4 separate regions of the Homo sapiens genome follow, and all the other regions are linked to region 2. The links are chromatin contacts, found by Hi-C or POLR2A ChIA-PET in ENCODE. All regions are on one chromosome and are shown on one strand. The core of a region is the stretch at or near the end of the contact, and the rest is flanking DNA. Distances in the headings are between cores, read along the strand shown. Region 1 holds the start of LMAN2 (lectin, mannose binding 2). Region 2 holds the start of NPM1 (nucleophosmin 1). Region 3 holds the start of HIGD2A (HIG1 hypoxia inducible domain family member 2A). Region 4 holds the start of CLK4 (CDC like kinase 4).

Region 1 (2,931 bases), core at 169-2,668, 6.0 Mb after region 2:
GAGCAGGGTGATGGAGAAAACTAGAACACTGGCCAACAGCTTAAGCCATGGGAAGGGCTGAGATTAGGCAAGCTGGGGCAGGAGCAGGTCCCGCTCCAAGCTGTAACCCAGCCCCAAATTATTCTTCTTTCCCCTTTTTCCTCACCTTGACTGCCTCAGTGTGGATTCTGTGTAGCAGCTGTCATTGGCCACTGCTCACATACTACATACTACATACTCTGAGGCAAAGGTCACAGACACTAGAACTGCCCACAGGTCCAGTCCCTCCACACTACTGATGACAAGACCCTCAACCAAGCATTGCAAAAAGGGTTCTAAGGGGTTCCTCCACTGTCCAGGTGAAAAGAGTCAAGTACATCGAGTGAACTGCTGGGCTTAGAGATCAGACAAATCAGAGTTTAAATACTGTTTATGACATTTGCTAGCTGGGTTATCTTTGTATAGTCATGAAAGCCATCTATTTCAAACAGCTTGTTTGAAAATTAAATGCAATAAGGCATGGCAAGGTCAGTGCCTAATACACAGCAAAACACCCAATAAAGATCCAGTTCGCTCGGTTCTTCCCATTACTGAGGGGGTTCAAGGCAGACAGCCTGACAGTTCCACTACTTTCTGGCTATGTAACTTTGGGTAAGGCCCTTTCAAACCTGAGTCTTAGCTTCTCAGTGGGTAAAATGGAGATAACATTACTCATCTCGCATGGCTTTTAAAGTGAGGAGGATGTAAAGTGTCAAGCGCAGCTCCTGACACATAGTAAGTACCCAATACCCATCGCCTCTTATTATTGGTGGGTGTGACCGAGATGAGGAAAAGGCCAGGGACGGAGGTGCAAACCTATAAACGAAGCTGGGGTCTCAGCTGCTCGGGAGGCAGGGACTAGCAGCCAACCGCACAGTACGCCTATCCTCTTGAGAACCACTCACCTGGTGGTTCCAGATAGAGCCCTCTTTGCTGCGCTCGTCAGGGGTCAGACGTACGTACTGGCTCGTGAGCATAGTGCTGCCCTGGAAGTCCCAGAGGGGCATAGAGCTGGAACCGACCCCTGTGGGAAGAGACAGGTGCTAAGAGGCCACGCCAGGACTGGCCTCACCAGAGGCAGGAAACCCACAGAGATGCTCTGCTCAGGAGAAAGGGCACGCCTTCCCCTAGCCCTGTTCAGCCTCGCCCTCACTCTTCACTCATTCCCGCCCCAAGGGCTTCACCTTGGTAGGGCTTAATGAGCGAATGCTCCCGCTTGAGATGTTCACTGTTGCCGTCAGTTATATCCGCAGTCACAGACCCCAACAACAAAAGAAGAAAGAGAGGTGTAGTGGGGCCAGGGCCGGGGCCGAGAAGCCCAGGCCTTCCCAGGCACCGCCGGCCCCAGCCCCAACGCCAAATCCAGCCTTCCGCCGCCATTCTCCTCTCCTCTCGGCCACTTCCGCCCTAGAACTTCCGCCTTCCGGGGGTCCCATCTATTGGCCTCCGGCCGGAAGCTCTTCAACTTTACTGTCGCCAGGGAGTCAAAAAGCAAAGCCTCCGCAGCAGACGGGGCGGCAGCTGCATTGGCCGGGCAGCCTCTCATCCTGGTTGAGTGCAGTTTCATCTCCTTAGAGGCTCCAAGGCACACGCCGGCCAGCCCCAGCAATGGGTTCTTTCGAGCGACAAGAGCTGTAACCAGTCACGGAACAGCACGTTAGGCTTGCGAGCCAATGAGGAGCAGAGGGATGGTTGGAGCCGGCGGGAGCGCGAGGGCCGTCCGCGACTCGGGGCATGCTGGAATTTGTAGTTTTTGTCGGTCGCTCTAATGGGGCGGATTCGCGAAGACTAGGACGTCTTGGGCTTCTGGCCGCAAGTCCCGTCTCTGGAATAACCTTTTCTAGTCCTGGAGAAAGGAGCTCTGAATTGAAGGCGGAGTCCTGCATTCCAACCCTTGTCCTCCCCGGGTGGCCCTGGGCAAGCCTTTAAGCCGTGCCTGCCGTCAGGCGCCCCAGCTTCGCGCCTTTGGAGACTCAGAATTCCCAATTATTTGAGGGCCTCCACTACCCTCAACTCCTCAGGCCTAGTCGGGTTGAAGCAAGAGGAACAGACACAGATCCTGGCCTGGGACCCCAGTGATGACTGGAACTCATCCCTATGCAAAAGAGCGCAGTGCCTGGTACAGCAAGTAACGTCCATGGAAGGCCCAGGAAAGCTGTGAATCAGAGGTCGAAAACTGGTGGCCTGCAGCTGAATAGAGCTCTGTTTTACCTGCCAATATTCTAATAAATGGCTTAACTACCAGTATTTTAAAGTCAGAATATAGAGGCTGGGCGTGGTGGCTCACGCCTGTAATCCCAGCACTTTGGGAGGCTGAGGCCGGCGGATCACGAGATCGGGAGATCGAGACCATCCTGGCTAGCACGGTGAAACCCCGTCTCTACTAAAAAATACAAAAAATTAGCCGGGCGTGGTGGCAGGTGTCTGTAGTCCCAGCTACTCGGGAGGCTGAGCCAGGAGAATGGCTTGAACCCAGGAGGCAGAGCTTGCAGTGAGCCGAAATCGCGTCACTGCACTCCAGCCTGGGCGACAGAGCGAGACTCTGTCACACACACACACACACACACACACACACACACACACACACACAAAGTCGGAATATGTACATTCACATCAGAAATCCAGACTTCCGGCTGAGCTCAGTGGCTGAGGCCTGTAATCCTAGCACTTTGGGAGGCAGAGGCGAGCAGATTACCTGAGCTCAGGAGTTTCAGACCAGCCTGGGCAACACGGTGAAACCCCGTCTCTACTAAAATACAAAAGAAATTAACGGCGTGGTGGCGGACACCTGTAGTCCCAGCTACTCGGGAGGCTGAGGCAGGAGAATTGCTTGAACCCAGGAGGCAGAGGTTGCAGTGAGCAGAGATCACGCCATTGCATTCCAGCCGGGGCGACAGAGCAAGACTCTGTCTC
Region 2 (3,220 bases), core at 7-2,506:
ACACACAAAAAAAGGCATAACAAATTTAAGTGACTCAAAGCTTTATGTGACACAGGAGCTCTCAGAAAGGAACAGTTAAATTATAACATGTCCATATTATGCGTTAGTATGTGTCCACAACTAACCCATAATATGGACATGTTATAATTTAACTGTTCATTCCTCTCTTGATAGACACTGAAATCGTCTCTATAATTTTCCTGTAAGAAATAATGCCTTGGGGTGGGGGTGTCTTCCTTTCTGAGGCTATCATTTGTATTCCTCACTTCTTAAATTTGTTTGATATGTTGAGGCTTAAAAAAAAAAGATTACGGGTCTTCAGAACGCCCCAATGCCCGCGGGGTGCTGGGGTGCCTCGGAGTTTGTCAAGGTGTAGCTTAAAACGTTAATTCCCATGCTCGCTCCCAAATATTCGAATTAAGGCTTCTGTAGTTCTTACAAGTCACCCGCTTTCTTTCAGGAGGAATGTTAAAGATTAAGAGCGGCAAGAAGTCAGAGTCGGCCCACCCTCCGAGCTCTCTTAGGGCGATGTCCTTGCTAATTTGGAGACTGATTCAGTCCCCTTTTGGCCCCCAAGTTACGTAAAGATAAGGACTTTGGAGATGTTTTCTCAGGAAGGACAGAGCTGAAAAACAAAGTTCCGTAAGTCTGGCCGGTAACTACATCTTTCCTTCCTAACAAAGAATAAGCCGCAATTCACTCTCTCTGGCACCTGAACTTTGGGGTAACGATTAACTGCGATCCGAAGCCTTCAGGCAAGTAAAAAATTCCTGAAGTGATTACGCCTGTTTGGAGGCTTGCAGGGCACTAGGGGATGGGGAAAGGTGAATCGAGGTGCTCTCTGGCTCATTCGCAGCCGGCTAACCCGCCATATCTTACACAGCTAAGGGCTGCCGACGCCATTTTGCAGGGTGGGCTGCGCAGACTCTTGGCGGGAGGCCGGCGCGCTTGAGCGGGAGAGGACGTGGAAGGGTTGGAGGTGGGGAGTGCGCGTTACGACTGGAAAGCACGCGTGCGCACAGGCGACAGCAGCGGAGGGGTGGGGCCAGTGTACGAGTGCGCGTGCTCGGTGGGAGCCCGCGGAGTACCTGGAAGGAGGTGGGGGCGAGGTAGAAAGGAGTGGGGTTGAAAAGCGCTTGCGCAGGACGGCTACGGTACGGGGGTGGGAGGGCTTCGGAGCACGCGCGCGGAGGCGGGACTTGGGAAGCGCTCGCGAGATCTTCAGGGTCTATATATAAGCGCGGGGAGCCTGCGTCCTTTCCCTGGTGTGATTCCGTCCTGCGCGGTTGTTCTCTGGAGCAGCGTTCTTTTATCTCCGTCCGCCTTCTCTCCTACCTAAGTGCGTGCCGCCACCCGATGGAAGATTCGATGGACATGGACATGAGCCCCCTGAGGCCCCAGAACTATCTTTTCGGTAACTGCTGGGGGGAGCTGGAGCGAGGCCGAGCGGGGCCTGGTGGCGGTGAGGGTGGGGGTGAGGGGCGGGAATCCGGCTGCAACCGGGTCTGGTGGAGACCGCCAGACCGACGGGAGGCCTGAGCGGGTGGGAAGAGCTGCCTGAGCCCTGGACCTGGAGGGATTGGAGCCGCGGGGGGAGCCGGTGGCGTGAAGGGGGAGGAGACGAGCGGCCTGAAGCGTCTGGGGCGTGAGCGGTCCGAGGCCCGGGGCCTGAGGTAAAGTGGAACCGGCCGCCTGGAAGTTCGGCCTTTGCCGGGGATACGTGGCGGAGCTCCAGGCGTGGTTTATTTTCTAACGGCGGTGGTTCATAGGCTTCTGATGCCAGGCCCCGGGTTGGTGGTCCTGGAGGCTGGGTTCACCGGGAAGCATGGGCCTGCTTGTTGGAGCGGGTAGATGCACAGCCTGGCGTTATTCTGGCCTCAGAGCCTGGAGCTGCCGGACGTAGACTTACCTCGCGTGCTTCGGCCAGTTACTGGGGGTGGGGAGGCGCGGCGCGGCGTGAGGAGGCCGCAACCGCTGGGAGCACGTGGTTGCCACGTGGTTGGGGGAGGGAGGGGGGTGTGGGCGCTACATCCGGGACTCACCGGCGTGTTGCCACTCGTGAGCCAGGGATGCTGTGGCTCTGTTGAAGTGGGAAATGTTAAGAGGCTGGTAGCACTAGGGTTCTGGAGGTCTTTGTTCAGTGCTTACAGCATGTACTGTGATGGCAGCTCTCATTTTTTTGAGCCCCTTTTCTGTCTCACTGCGGTAGGTGGAGCTAGCCCCACTTTGCAGATGAGGATACTGGTGCCCAGAGATAAACTCACTTAACGAAGGTTGTACTTAGTAAAGGCAATAAGAGACTAAATCTAAACCAAGACGCTTGACTCCGTAGCTGCTGCTTCGTGAATATTAATGAGGCTTCGTTTTAGGGGGACGTCCTCGCATGCCGCCATTTGTGCGGCATTGACCAAACTGCTTTTCTAAATACAAGAAACACGTAGAGTGTTCGGTTTGAGTCAGATCAAGACCTAAGACTATTCGCAGAATTTTGGGAGCACCACCCCCCTCGACTTGCGGTAGTCCTGCCCCAAAAAGGAGAGTCCCACTTGGGTTTTTGATCTCAGTAGGATTAATTGCAGAAGCCTAATCTTTGTACTATTCAGACTTTGAAGTAAATGCAAATCCTACCGTGAATTTTATCTTGTTCATTATCCGTGCTGAGATTTGTTAATTAAACGTCTGTTCACATTTAAGCATGTATATGTATTGGTAACGGTTAGATGATAGTTAAATGGAATCATTTAAAATTTTTATTCTGACAGTGTTTTGAAGAATTTTGCCCATTCATGGAGTGAGAGTAGACATATGTATTCAAAACATTAAGGCTTTAATTCCTAGTTATTTTGGATAGCTGAGAATTCTGGTAAATTTATATCAGTACTTTTTGATAACTATCGGAAAGAACCCTCCTTGTCTTAAACATAATTTCTGAATATAGTTTGAGGCGTATGTCACTTTCTGTTGCTTTAAAGAGTGGAGTGTTGATCCCTGTAGCAAACTTCGGTTCTTTTACTTTTGTCATTTTTCTTTTGTAATAGTAAGCTATTCATGTTTGTAACCGTTCTCATTTCGAAATTGCCATTTGGGAATTTAGGTAGGTAAATCAGCTGTTTTAAATAGTGGGAAACTTAACATTGGACATTACATTTGGTTTCAGATAATTGCTTCAGGTTGAGATTTACTAAACCATTGAGCTTGTTTATGCAGAATAACAGTACCT
Region 3 (3,009 bases), core at 376-2,875, 5.0 Mb after region 2:
CAGGTTCAAATGCAGTGGCACAATCTTGGTTGACTGCAACCTCCCCCCGGGTTCAAGTGATCTCCTGCCTCAGCCTCTCAAGTAGCTGGGATTACAATCATGCGCCACCATGCCCAGCTAAATTTTGTGTTTTTAGTAGAGATGGGGTTTTGCCATGTTGGCCAGGCCGGTCTCAAACTCCTGGCCTCAAGTAATCCGTCTGTGCCTTTTACCCCCAACACAATCTTGGTGACAAGGACTTTGTGTTTTGTTCTCTATTAAATCCCCAGGGTGCTTAGGATGTGACATGTTCTCAATAAGTAGTTAACCTAATGAATGGGCTTCGCGAATGAATTTGTTCCATTGCCTTAGGCAAGTTTCTTTTTATTCTTTCATGCCAGAGGAAAATGGCACTACCATTTCTTGAATAAATGTGAGGCTACAGCCACACAGTTAGATAGTCCCTAAGGCAAGGAGTGTTATACCCATTTTATAGATAGGCAGGCAGAGAAAGATGAATTGCTTGCTTTTCTTTTGGGAACCTGGATTCTTTTAATAGTTGTTGAAGCCTCCAGGGGGCCAGGCGGATCACTTGAGGCCCAGCCTGGCCAACATAGCGAAACCCTGCCTCTACTAAAACCACAAAAATCAGCCGGGTATGGTGGCACACGCTTATAATCCCAGCTATTTGGGACGCTGAGGTGGGATATAGCTTGAACCCGGGAAGGAGACTGCAGTCAGGGAAGCCTAGGGAAGCCTCAGACCAAGGATGATTGAATAACAAAGAAAAGGTGTAAGTAAAGATCTCCAACTCTTAGGGAGTACTAATTAGGAAAGTTAAGGGTAGAAAAAGATAAATTAAGGAAAATACCGTTGAGATGCTAATGGGTTAATTTCAGAGAAAAAAGACTGAGTAGAGGGGGTATGGGGAATGTGTGCTGGGGAGGGAGTGTGACGAAGGTCGTAAAGAGACCCTTGCTCAACGTCAGTTGAGCGTTCTGACTGTGGGGAGGTCGAAAACTCGGAAGGGCCTGAGGGAAGGAATGGGCAGTACCACGTTCTGACACCTAGGTCAGTATGGCGGGGGAAGAGTAAAGAAGACAAGGACCGAGACCCTGCCATGTCAGTACCTTTCTCTTACGGAGGGGCACCGCCCTGTTGGGGTCCACAGCCAACCCCATCTCGGCCAGGTTCTGCCGTACCGATTTAGCGTGGTCCCAGGCATGTCGGATGTGGGAGCTACCGGCAAAGAGAGACATCGCGGATCCGTCATCTCGCGGACCGTCCCGGCCGAGGCCCACGGCCACCCGGAACCCCAGCCCCCTCACCATTCGATCCGCGGCGCTGCCTTCCGTCGAGCATTCCGGTTCAGACGCTTTCGGTTGACACTGTAACCAAACTTCTGCCTCCGGGTTTTGCCCTTGGCCTTGGGCATCGCGCTGACCACCGCACCAGCAGCTCAAACACGCTGCCTCTGTCTCTCAGACCTCGTGTAACAAACTCCTTCCGGAAGGCGTGCACAAGGCTTTGCGGGCATTTGGGGAAATGTAGTCCTTTTGTAGCACTACCGTGCTGAGCACTACGACTCCCAGGATGCAACGAGCATTTGCGCCTGCGTACAAGGCTCAATTTATTCGTTTCCCCGCCCCTTTCATGACCTTCACCGGGAGGCTGAGGTCGGAGTCCCGATTTTCTCCTGCTGCTGTGGCCCGGACATGGCGACTCCCGGCCCTGTGATTCCGGAGGTCCCCTTTGAACCATCGAAGCCTCCAGTCATTGAGGGGCTGAGCCCCACTGTTTACAGGAATCCAGAGAGTTTCAAGGAAAAGTTCGTTCGCAAGACCCGCGAGAACCCGGTGGTACCCATAGGTAAGTGGGTGCGGTAGGAACTGCACAAGGAGAGGACAGTGATGTCGGAGGGAAGGAAGTAGAGAAGGACCAGAGCGCTAGCGGGGAGCGGAAGGAGAGCGGACTAGAGAAGAGACGAGGGGGCGGGGCGGTGAGGGGCGAAACTGATTGGAGCGGGAGCAGCGGGTTTAGGGGGCGGGATTTGGGGCCTAAGATTGGGAGGACTCTGTAACTAGGAAGACCTCGACTCGACCTACCCTCGCCGCCCTCCCTCCGCTGTGATCCAGAGATCTTGGCTTTGGGGAAGCGAGACCCAAAGCGGGGAATGACCTGCGGGGCCCGACCTGCTGTTTCCCAGTTGCTTTGTCCCCTCCTCAGGTTGCCTGGCCACGGCGGCCGCCCTCACCTACGGCCTCTACTCCTTCCACCGGGGCAACAGCCAGCGCTCTCAGCTCATGATGCGCACCCGGATCGCCGCCCAGGGTTTCACGGTCGCAGCCATCTTGCTGGGTCTGGCTGTCACTGCTATGAAGTCTCGACCCTAAGCCCAGGGTCTGGCCTTGAAAGCTCCGCAGAAATGATTCCAAAACCCAGGGAGCAACCACTGGCCCTACCGTGGGACTTACTCCCTCCTCTCCTTTGAGAGGCCCATGTGTCGCTGGGGAGGAAGTGACCCTTTGTGTAACTGTAACCGAAAGTTTTTTCAAAAATCCTAGATGCTGTTGTTTGAATGTTACATACTTCTATTTGTGCCACATCTCCCCTCCACTCCCCTGCTTAATAAACTCTAAAAATCCACTTGTATTTAATTCAGTATCATCCCCATGGTTTTTGGTCTTTGATTTTGGAGGAAACGGACTTTGGAGTGGTGCTTAGAAATCGTGTAGTCTAGTGATTCCCGAACTTTCCTAGTAACAGCCACCCAGGGCACTTTGAAAGCAGAGATTTGGCCAGGCGCAGTGGCTCACACCTGTAATCCCAGCACTCTGGGAGGCCGAAGCGAGCGGATCACCTGAGGTCAAGAGTTCAAGACCAGCCTGACCAACATGGAGAAACCCCATCTCTACTAAAAATACAAAATTAGCTGGGCGTGGTGTTGCGTGCCTGTAATCCCAGCTACTCGCGAGGCTGAGGCAGGAGAATCACTTGAACCCGGGAGGCGGAGGTTGTGGTGAGCTGAGA
Region 4 (3,093 bases), core at 564-3,063, 7.2 Mb after region 2:
GACTGGCCTGGGCAACACGGCGAAACCCTGCCTTTACAAAAAATACAAAAAATTAGCCGCACATGGTGACTCGAGCCTGTAGTCCCACCTACTGGGACAATCACTGGAGCCCAAGGAAGTCAAGGCTGCAGTGAGCCATGATCACGCCATTGCATACCAGTATGGGCGACAGTGAGACCCTGTCTCAAAAAAAAAAAAAAAAAAAAAAAGAAAATGTGTATTTCAAGTGCAGTTCTTCTGAAGCGTTCCGTCAAATACCAAAGTTGTATTTTAACCACATCAGGAACTCAGCTTGGTTAAGCATTTTTAAATCATAGCAAGCAAAATCACATCTGATGACCGAGCGTTATTATTATGACCCTCCATTACTATGAAGTTTTTTTCAAGACTTATGTATCTTCTTCAGTTTTGTTTTTTCCTCTTCTACTGTAAGTCTGCTTACAACCAGCTAACCTCCAGCAAAACAGAACTCTCAAATTATCAGTTAATATGCAAACATTAAAATAAGAACGAGCTCCGTTGTGAGAGTCCAAAATTCTTCTCAAGTTCACTACTTCAAATGTAATTCAGCTGTTAGTCCCAGCCTCTGACCTCCCCCACTCACCCTGCAATGTTCAAAAATATTTTATCTGGAGGCACAAAGATCACCCGACCCACGTTCTACGTGGTAAGGTTCCTTCGCATACATAAAAAAGAAAAGCTATCTAGAATCATGACACTGCCTCTAATAAAGCATCCCACATGCTAGAGTAGGTATCTTTCAAAAAATAATGACACAATGGATCTCATATGTAGATCCATCGCCACTGCCCTTAAGATCCTGTAGTTCTTGACAACTTTACGCTACGTACATGGCTTAAAAACATCGAAACAGGTTATAAGTTTAGGATTGGATGGCTCCAAGAGGACTGCATTTAATGGGTTACAAGCCTGTAGGGGTGTGTAAAAAGCACAATCGCACAGGACAGCTATGAGGCAAGACAAAGTGGCTGGCGAGTTCAGTTTGCGGGGCGGTTTCCTAAGGATCGGATAAGCCTATCTGGACTATTTAGGCAACCAGGGATAATAAGATGCAAAACCACCAGAAACGCAGGTTCGCTGCAACAATGTTGTGTTCAGCATAGCACAGAGGACTAGCCTCCGCAAATTTCCACCTCTCACAAGCAGCTACTGCCCTCAACCACCTGGATTTGCACGGACGCCCGGTCCCCACCTCCCGGCTCCTGGGCACCCGGCCAGTGCCTTTGGCGCACTCAAGACAGGGGCAAATGCTTGACTCTGGAAAACCCCCGAAACGCTACAAACGGCCCAGGCCAGGAATCCAGGGGAAGACTTGATCTCCGACAACACGAATGCCAGAGACGGCTCTCGAAGGGTCTCCCGACAGGTCCTAGCGCCCGCCGGCTGGAAGAGGTCCCGACAGGGTTAACCAACAGCCGCGCTCGCCAGGCAGCAGGGGACCGCGAGCCCACGGCCTCCGGAGCCGCGACGCGAGCGGCCAGGGCCCTCAGAGAAGGGTCAGCGGCAGAACCGCGACGCCCGAGCAACTTTCGGTGCTGCCGGCGTGCACCAGCCGAGCAGCGCCTCGCAGAACTCCCAACTCAGCTCCAGAAGCCCAGGCCCCTAACGCGGTCGTTTCTCCGACACCTGGCTCGGAGACCTAAAGACCGACAGCCGCCTGTCCCAGCACACACCATCTGCAACCCTACCTCCGCAAAAGCAAATGGCCCTTCGGCCGAGAAATGTCGCCAAACTGCCGTCTTCCCTCCTCGGCCGCTGCGACAAACACCCCACAAAATGGCGGCAGCGCCGTCGCCCTAGAATCCCCCGAGTCGCCTCTAGCACCACCTACGCCGCGCGAACGCGCCTGCGTGACAGAACCTTGCGCGCTCCCGCCGCTCCACCTAAGGGCGGGGCTCCACGTGACGTAAGAGCGGGGCTCGAGCCTCCACACTGCGGCTGCGCGGCCCAAGCATTTCCACCCCCCCCCCCCCGCCCACCCGGTCCCGGGGCCTCTAGGCCGGGAGGGTGTTTACGTTCTCTACGGGCTCGGGTGGAACCGGGAAGGAACGCCCGTGTCCCGCCCTCAGTGTGTACCGCGTGTCTGCCCCCTCCCCCGGGACCTCAACTCCCGCAGCCGGCACCCGACAACGGCCCCAAAACCGCCTAGGGCGGGCCTTGGCTGGTCCCTGGGCTGTTCCCTGGACTGGGTGCTTGTCCTGCCCACTTGGCGCTTCCAGTCTAAGGTGGATTCGGACAAAGAGGCTGTCTCAGAAAACAAGCTCAAGGGGTGCTAATCTTTTCAAGGCACGTGCTCCTATTCAGAACAAAACAAAAACCCGGAGGTTTCAATGGAGACTCCTGACAAGGTTTTCCTGTTAGGATCCCTACCTCCTGAGCAGTTAAGGTCGCTGGAAGTTTCCCTAACGAAGTTTTCCCCATTTTTTTTTGTCCCTGCGGGCTGATTTTATTCAAGGCTGAAAAATGTCTCTGAGCTAGTGATAGTCCGTTATGGGGCTTGCTTACCTCAAATAAGGTATTCTGCAGTTCTGAGGACCCTCAGGCAGTTCCCCCGTGTAAGTATGTAACATGAGAAATATTAGGGTCAAAGTCGGAGCCCTGTGGGGAACACTCAAGGGCCAGAGGGAAAGGGGCCTGAGAAGGAATGATCAGCAGAGGAGGAGAACCAAGAATAGGGTGTCAAAGCAAGGAAGGGCGTAAGTGAGGGAAAGGGTTTAGGTGAGACTGAAGATCGTGGGGGGGGACGGCGGGCGGGGTGGGGGTTGGCTTCTGTATTCTGACGGGGATTCGCTGGATAAAAGGGAAAGCTAGAAATCAAATTTGGGAGGGTAGGGTTGAACTCTTGCGGGTATTAGCCCAGTAGCATGTGGGAGACCTGTTATCCTGTTAGGTGAAAGGAGGGAACGGAAATACCTTTAGTGATCTAACATGATAGAAACTTGTGCCATCTGGTTTGGGTAAGTAGGGTAAATTTAGATAAATCTCGGAGATTGTACAGCATTTCAAAAAGTAAGTTGAATTTTCATGGAGATTGCACTCCAAGAAGCGAAGTTGAAAAGAAACTTGGAAAAC

Evidence for each region. Hi-C counts contacts between places; a loop is a spot of excess contacts on that map. ChIA-PET counts read pairs that join two places held with the same protein, here RNA polymerase II (POLR2A). Pooled maps may share reads with other maps.
Region 1: a pooled map shows a loop between it and region 2 (10-fold over the local background). The contact joins the promoter of LMAN2 here to the promoter of NPM1 in region 2. A Hi-C loop is called at or near these places in 2 of 50 pooled maps. POLR2A ChIA-PET finds 5 or more read pairs at or near these places in 2 of 52 experiments (Caco-2 and GM12878).
Region 3: a loop to region 2 is called in a pooled map, with 28 times the contacts of the local background. The contact joins the promoter of HIGD2A here to the promoter of NPM1 in region 2. A Hi-C loop is called at or near these places in 1 of 37 single-sample maps with no recorded cell type and 12 of 50 pooled maps. POLR2A ChIA-PET finds 5 or more read pairs at or near these places in 1 of 52 experiments (activated T-cell).
Region 4: a map of CD4-positive, alpha-beta T cell shows a loop between it and region 2 (11-fold over the local background). The contact joins the promoter of CLK4 here to the promoter of NPM1 in region 2. A Hi-C loop is called at or near these places in 2 of 168 maps with a recorded cell type or tissue (CD4-positive, alpha-beta T cell and naive thymus-derived CD4-positive, alpha-beta T cell) and 6 of 50 pooled maps.

What each region holds. Positions count from the first base shown.
Region 1 is chr5:177,350,250-177,353,180 of GRCh38, forward strand. It overlaps LMAN2 (lectin, mannose binding 2), which reads right to left and starts at 1,419. Exons shown (of 8, transcript NM_006816.3): 1 at 1,203-1,419; 2 at 924-1,042. The coding sequence starts at 1,398. RefSeq lists enhancers at 1,360-1,549, 1,560-1,609 and a silencer at 1,504-1,718.
Region 2 is chr5:171,386,593-171,389,812 of GRCh38, forward strand. It overlaps NPM1 (nucleophosmin 1), which reads left to right and starts at 1,257. Exons shown (of 11, transcript NM_002520.7): 1 at 1,257-1,414. The coding sequence starts at 1,357. It overlaps MIR3912 (microRNA 3912), which reads right to left and starts at 168; the gene lies at 64-168. RefSeq lists silencers at 1,538-1,597, 1,918-1,977.
Region 3 is chr5:176,387,126-176,390,134 of GRCh38, forward strand. It overlaps HIGD2A (HIG1 hypoxia inducible domain family member 2A), which reads left to right and starts at 1,626. Exons shown (of 2, transcript NM_138820.4): 1 at 1,626-1,848; 2 at 2,206-2,636. The coding sequence starts at 1,695. The coding sequence ends at 2,372. NOP16 (NOP16 nucleolar protein) reads right to left here and starts at 1,473. Exons shown (of 5, transcript NM_016391.8): 1 at 1,308-1,473; 2 at 1,110-1,218. The coding sequence starts at 1,414. It also overlaps a transcript of ARL10 not described here. RefSeq lists enhancers at 777-1,460, 1,112-2,311, 1,584-1,903, 2,104-2,323, 2,145-2,828.
Region 4 is chr5:178,625,237-178,628,329 of GRCh38, forward strand. CLK4 (CDC like kinase 4) reads right to left here and starts at 1,814. Exons shown (of 13, transcript NM_020666.3): 1 at 1,710-1,814. RefSeq lists enhancers at 760-1,440, 1,173-1,782.